2 separate regions of the Homo sapiens genome follow, and region 1 is linked to region 2. The links are chromatin contacts, found by Hi-C or POLR2A ChIA-PET in ENCODE. All regions are on one chromosome and are shown on one strand. Each heading gives the region's core, a stretch centred on a gene start or an enhancer-like site at or near the end of the contact. The rest is flanking DNA. Distances are from core to core; before and after follow the strand shown.

Evidence for each region. A loop is a pair of places that touch in the nucleus more often than their neighbours do. ChIA-PET counts read pairs that join two places held with the same protein, here RNA polymerase II (POLR2A). Pooled maps may share reads with other maps.
Region 1: a loop to region 2 is called in a map of ascending aorta, with 9 times the contacts of the local background. The contact joins the enhancer-like site here to the promoter of C16orf46 in region 2. A Hi-C loop is called at or near these places in 5 of 168 maps with a recorded cell type or tissue (PC-9, ascending aorta, dorsolateral prefrontal cortex and 2 more) and 12 of 50 pooled maps. POLR2A ChIA-PET finds 5 or more read pairs at or near these places in 9 of 52 experiments (A549, HEK293T, HepG2 and 4 more).

The regions. Positions count from the first base shown.
Region 1 is chr16:81,180,063-81,182,762 of GRCh38, forward strand. It overlaps the pseudogene PKD1L2. Among named protein-coding and RNA genes, the nearest start is that of BCO1, 57 kb to the right of the region's middle. Within about 2 kb of position 1,354, at least 17 of the 41 ENCODE cell types and tissues checked have a DNase peak (open chromatin) inside an H3K27ac peak, as active enhancers do; they include PC-9, ascending aorta and gastrocnemius medialis, where a contact is called at or near this core.
Region 2 is chr16:81,075,843-81,078,542 of GRCh38, forward strand. C16orf46 (chromosome 16 open reading frame 46) reads right to left here and starts at 1,396. Exons shown (of 4, transcript NM_152337.3): 1 at 1,294-1,396. It overlaps C16orf46-AS1 (C16orf46 antisense RNA 1), which reads left to right. Exons shown (of 2, transcript XR_007065137.1): 2 at 582-756. RefSeq lists enhancers at 928-1,067, 1,159-1,819, 1,658-1,707, 1,820-2,478.

The sequences.
Region 1 (2,700 bases), core at 104-2,603, 100 kb after region 2:
CACCTCTAATCCCAGCACTTTGGGAGGCTGAGGTGGGTGGATCATCTGAGCTCAGGAGTTCAAGACCAGCCTGGCCAACATGGGGAAACTCTGTCTCTACTAAAAATACGAAAATCAGCCGGGCATGGTGTTATGTGCCTGTAATCCTGGCTACTTGGGAGGCTGAGGCAGGAGAATTGCTTGAACCCAGGAGGCAGAGGTTGCAGTGAGCTGAGATTGTGTCATTGTACTCCAGCCTGGGTGACAGAGTGAGACTCTGTCTCAAAAAAAAAAAAAAATTAAAAAGAAAATATTTTTGAGACGGAGTCTCACTCTGCTGCCCAGGCTAGAGTGCAGTGTATGATCTCTGTGCACTGCAACCTCTGCCTCCCAGGTTCAAGTCATTCTCCTGCCTCGGCCTCCCAAGTAGATAGAATTATAGGCACGCATCACCATACCCCGCTAATGTTTTCGTATTTTTAGTAGAGACGGGGTTTCACCATGTTGGCCAGGCTGGTCTCAAACCCCTGACCTCAGGTGATCTGCCTGCCTCGGCCTCCCAAAGTGTTGGGATTAAAGGCTTGAGCCACCATATCCAGCCTTGTGTGCAGGTTATTGATGGAAGGAGGATTCACAGGGAAAAGCAGTGCAGAGAGGGAAACAGCAGAGAACAAAACAAGGCAAAAAACAGTTACTGGAGGCATCCAGCCTCTGCCTGGTCACACGGAGAGCCCTGAAGTGTAAGTTGCACAACTGAAATCACCCTACCTGGGGACAGAGAAGCTGGGCTATTAGACCCTCCACCCATCAGTCGTTGGCCAATGGTCAGGCCACAAAAGCTGGAGTTAGGATCGTCCGCCTGGGAAGCAGGACTTTTGCTGAGATGCCAAGAGCACCCGCTGCAAAGTTTCTCCAGAGCTTATGCTCCTTTGTGCCCATTTGCCCTGCTGTCAATTCCCTGATTTTCTCCCCAGCCCAATACCCTGAGTCCCACACCACAGGCTCTGAATGGAATTGACCCAACCCTGGCCCAGTACCGGGCATGCGACACGGGTGTGCTGAAAGCGCAAGGGAGATTTCCATTCTTGAGTGGTTGTCACTGTGCTCACCTGCTCTGTTGGGGTGTTGTCCAAATACCAGCTGAACATAGCCACTGGAGAGTCCTCCCCCATGGTGACCCTGAGCAGAATGTCTTTGCTGGCATTAACTGGCCTGCAGTTCCTCTCACAGCTGAAAGGCAGACAGAGGACAGAGTGAGGAAGCTCCCCGAGGCATTGCTATCATCTGGATGTTTGTCCCCTGAAACCTCATGTTGAAATATGATCCCCAATGTTGGAGGCGGGGCTTCATGGGAGGTGTTTGGGTCATGGGGTTGGATTCCTCATGACTGGATGAATGCCTCCCTCGGGAGCGAGTTCTTGCTCTATTAGTCACCACCGGAGCTGGTTGCTAAAAAGATGGCCGGGAGCAGTGGCTCACGTCTGTAATCCCAGCACTTTGAGAGGCCCAGGCGGGCAGATCATGTGAGGTTAGGAGTTTGAGACCAGCCTGGCCAACATGGTGAAACCCTGTCTCTACTAAAAATACAAAAATTAGTGGGATGTGGTGGTGGGTGCCTGTAGTCCCAGCTACTCGGGAGTCTGAGGCAGGAGAATCATTTGAACCAGGGAGATGGAGGTTGCAGTGAGCCAAGATCACACCACTGCACTCCAACCTGGGTGACAGAGTAACACTCCATCTCCAAAAAAAAAAAAAAAAAAAAAGAGCCTGGCACCTCCCACCCTTCTCTGCACACACCAGGTCCCCTTCATCTTTCACTGTAAGTGGAAGCAGCCTGAGGCCCTTATCAGATACAGATGTCCAGTCTTGGATTTTCCAACCATAAGAATCATGAGCCAAATAAATCTCTTTTCTTCTTTCTTTTCTTTTTCTTTTCTTTTTTTTTTTTTTTTTGAGACAGAGTCTCGCTCTGTCGCCCAGGCTGCAGTGCAGTGGCGCGATCTTGGCTCACTGCAACCTCTGCCTCCCAGATTCAAGCAATTCTCCTGCCTCAGCCTCCTGAATAGCTGAGATTACAGACAGGCACCACCATACCCAACTAATTTGTATTTTCAGTAGAGACAGCGTTTTGCTGTGTTGGCCTGGCTGGTCTTGAACTCTTGGCTTCAAGTGATCCACCCGCCTCAACCTCCCAAAGTGCTGGGATTACAGGCATGAGCCACTGCGCCCAGCCAACCATTTTTCTGTATAAATTACCTAGCCTCAGATATTCCTTTATAACAATGCAAAATGGGCCGGGCGCGGTGGCTCACACCTGTAATCCCAGCACTTTGGGAGGCCGAGGCTGGTGGATCACGAGGTCAGGAGATCGAGACCATCCTGGCTAACACGGTGAAACCCCGTCTCTACTAAAAATACAAAAAATTAGCCAGGCGTGGTGGCAGGCGCCTGTAGTCCCAGCTACTCGGGAGGCTGAGGCAGGAGAATGGCGTGAACCCGGGAGGCGGAGCTTGCAGTGAGCCGAGATAGCGCCACTGCACTCCGGCCTGGGTGAAAGAGCAAGACTCCGTCTCAAAAAAAAAAAAAAAAAAAAAAAAAATGCAAAACGGACTCAGACAGGCATTGTGACCACTGGCCTGGTCTTTTGTCCAGTCCTTCTCAAGTCCTTTGAGAGGGTAGGAAATGGCCCTTTTTCAAATTAAAGATGGAATAAAAGCCGCC
Region 2 (2,700 bases), core at 146-2,645:
CCAGGAGAAACCAAGGCCCAGGGTATTAAGTCAAACGCAAGCTGTTTATGTCAAAAGCAGATAGATGGTAATCTCTCAAAACTCCTTATCACCTTGCCTCAACTTCTCATTGGCTCTCCACTGTGCCACACACCCTCATCTTCCTACAAGCTATAGGTTTAAAGGAATCTTAAATTCCAACCAGGGAAAGATGAGTTTCTGGCAGCCTCATTTGGAATTTGAATGAACGTTCCTGTGGGTCGGCTCCTTAACAACCTATGCTGAATGAAGGAATAATCATTAGAAATATTGTTAGCCATGGCAGAAGTTAAGTTTCTTAATACAGGACCAATCTTCACTTACATGAACCAGTTAAATAGGTCCTGAAGACTGACCTGGGCATCCTGATCATTTGTGACACAGTTTCTACAGGAAAATGAGTTGGGAGTCGCATTTAGAAACACACTGGAAGGAGCTGAACCTTTGTCTGAAAGTTAAGCACCCGCGCCACCCAACTTGCACAATTTGTTCATATTTCCAAGAGTATAAATTTTATCCTCCTTGTTAATTATATGTGCCTTCTGCTTATTATATGCCTACAGGTCACAGGAACCTCAAGTATTTCACAGAATGATGCCAAGGAGCGCAGTTTCTACACCATCCCTCCCGATCAGACCACATCTATTCCAATCTCAGTCTCAAACTCTTCCCCTTTTTCAACTCACATTAATGAATTCACTAAGTACCTAGCACTGAGAATAAAAAGCTAAAGCAGCATCCGTCTTCTCTACTCTCACACAGCTTACAGTCCACAGCAAAGCGCAAGTCATCAAACACACGCGCTCCACCTGCCACCCCTAAAGCCCAGGCGCATCACGCTCGGCTCCACCTCTTCATCTAGCCCCGCCCCTTCCTGCAGGCCACACCCCTTTCTCTATCAGGCTCCTCCCTTTATGCCATAAGCCTTTTTTCCTCATCTAGCTCTTCCCCTTCCTCCGCCAGTTCCTACCGTGCCACAAAGACGCCTGCCCTTCTTTCAAACTATCCCATTCAGAAAAGCGTTCTGGATTGCCCGTTCGAATTCCTCCCCGTCCTCCGTCTACCCACCCTTAAAGGGTTCCGCTCCCAACGGATCCTCCTCAGGCCCCGCCCCTCCCCAGACCCCGCCCGCTCTGGGGAAGCCCCGGCACATAGTGCCTCTGCCTTTCGCTCCCTCTCGCTTCCTTTCGAACGAGGCAGGGACTCTCGCTCTGTCGCCTTTGGAGTGGTCCCGGGCCTTGCCCCAGGGGTGGAGAAATGGCCGCTCACACCTACCTGTGGGGCCAAGCGGATGGAAGGCCCCGAGACAGCTAGTCCCGGCCTACTGGCAAGAGCTACTCAGGTCGCTGCCGGATGGGCCGTTGCCTTGGGTTACGACCACGCTGGGGGCGGGACCGCGGCGGAAGTGACGTAGCCCAACAAAGCCTAGCACTGGCGAGGCGGTTCGTGGCATCTCCTATCCGCTCCGGGCGCTGCCGCCGGAAGGGCCAGCGACGGAGGGTCTCAGATGGCGGGGCTTGAGGCCCACCCGGGCTCTCGGGTCGGCGAGTCCCGTTGGGGAGCCCTTGTGCCTGCTAGGATATTTAGCAGATGCCAGGCGGCCAGAAACGTCCTCACTTTTCTCCCTCGGCCCTCTGGGGAACCGCCGTGAGCGTTTCCCACGGACACAAACTTAACAGGCCCAGAACGTCCAGGGAGGACGCGTTGTGAGCCTCAAAGAGCCCACTTACGTGACCGACAGCACCAGGCCGACGGGCACTCGCTGAACTGCTGGCCCGGAGCAGCACAGCTCTTAAGTGGGCAGTGGCATCTTTTATACAAATAAAGGAAGGTGGCCCCACGTCCCTAAAACAACAGCTTGCTGAAGAGAGATCGCAAAGCATCCCCCACTCCAGCTCGGGTCTGACTCCAAAGCCCTTCTGCTTTAGAAAGTGTGACTATTTCTGCTGTAGAAAACCGGTATCTAGGCCAGGCGCGGTGGCTCACGCCTGTAATCCCAGCACTTGGGAGGCCGAGGTGGGTGTATCACCTGAGATCAGGAGTTCGAAACTAGCCTGGTCAACATGGCGAAACCGTGTCTCTACTAAAAATACAAAAATTCGCCGGGTGTGGTGGCGGGCGCCTGTAATCTCAGCTATTTGGGAAACTGAGGCAGGAGACTGGCTCGAACCCGGGTGGCGGAGGTTGCAGTGAGCTGTGATGGCACCACTGCACTCCAGCCTGGAGAGCAAAACTCAAGTCTCAAAAAAAATTTTGGTATCTAAGTTCTCTAGCACTGTGATTGCTCCAATGAGACGGATTCAGCTATAATTCTATTCCAACTTTTTTCATACGTGTAAGCTTAGGTACCTTGTTCACATAAATAGGAAGATGCAAATAAAAGGGGTTTTATTGTATCTCAAGCTAGTAAGTATTAACCAAAAACATTTAAATGTTTTATCAGTTGACAATTTGTTTTGGTCTTCCTTCAGATCTATTGAAAACAGCTGGGCACCGTGGCTCACACCTGGAATCCCAGCTGAGGCAGGAGGCTCCCTTGAGCCCAGGAGTTGAAGGTTGCAGTAAGCTATGATTGTGTCACTGCACTCCAGCCTGGGAAACAGTGCAAGACCTTGCATATTAGAAAAAAGTTTCTGGGAAGTATACCAAAAGTCTTAACTAAGATTTGCTAAATGAATATTA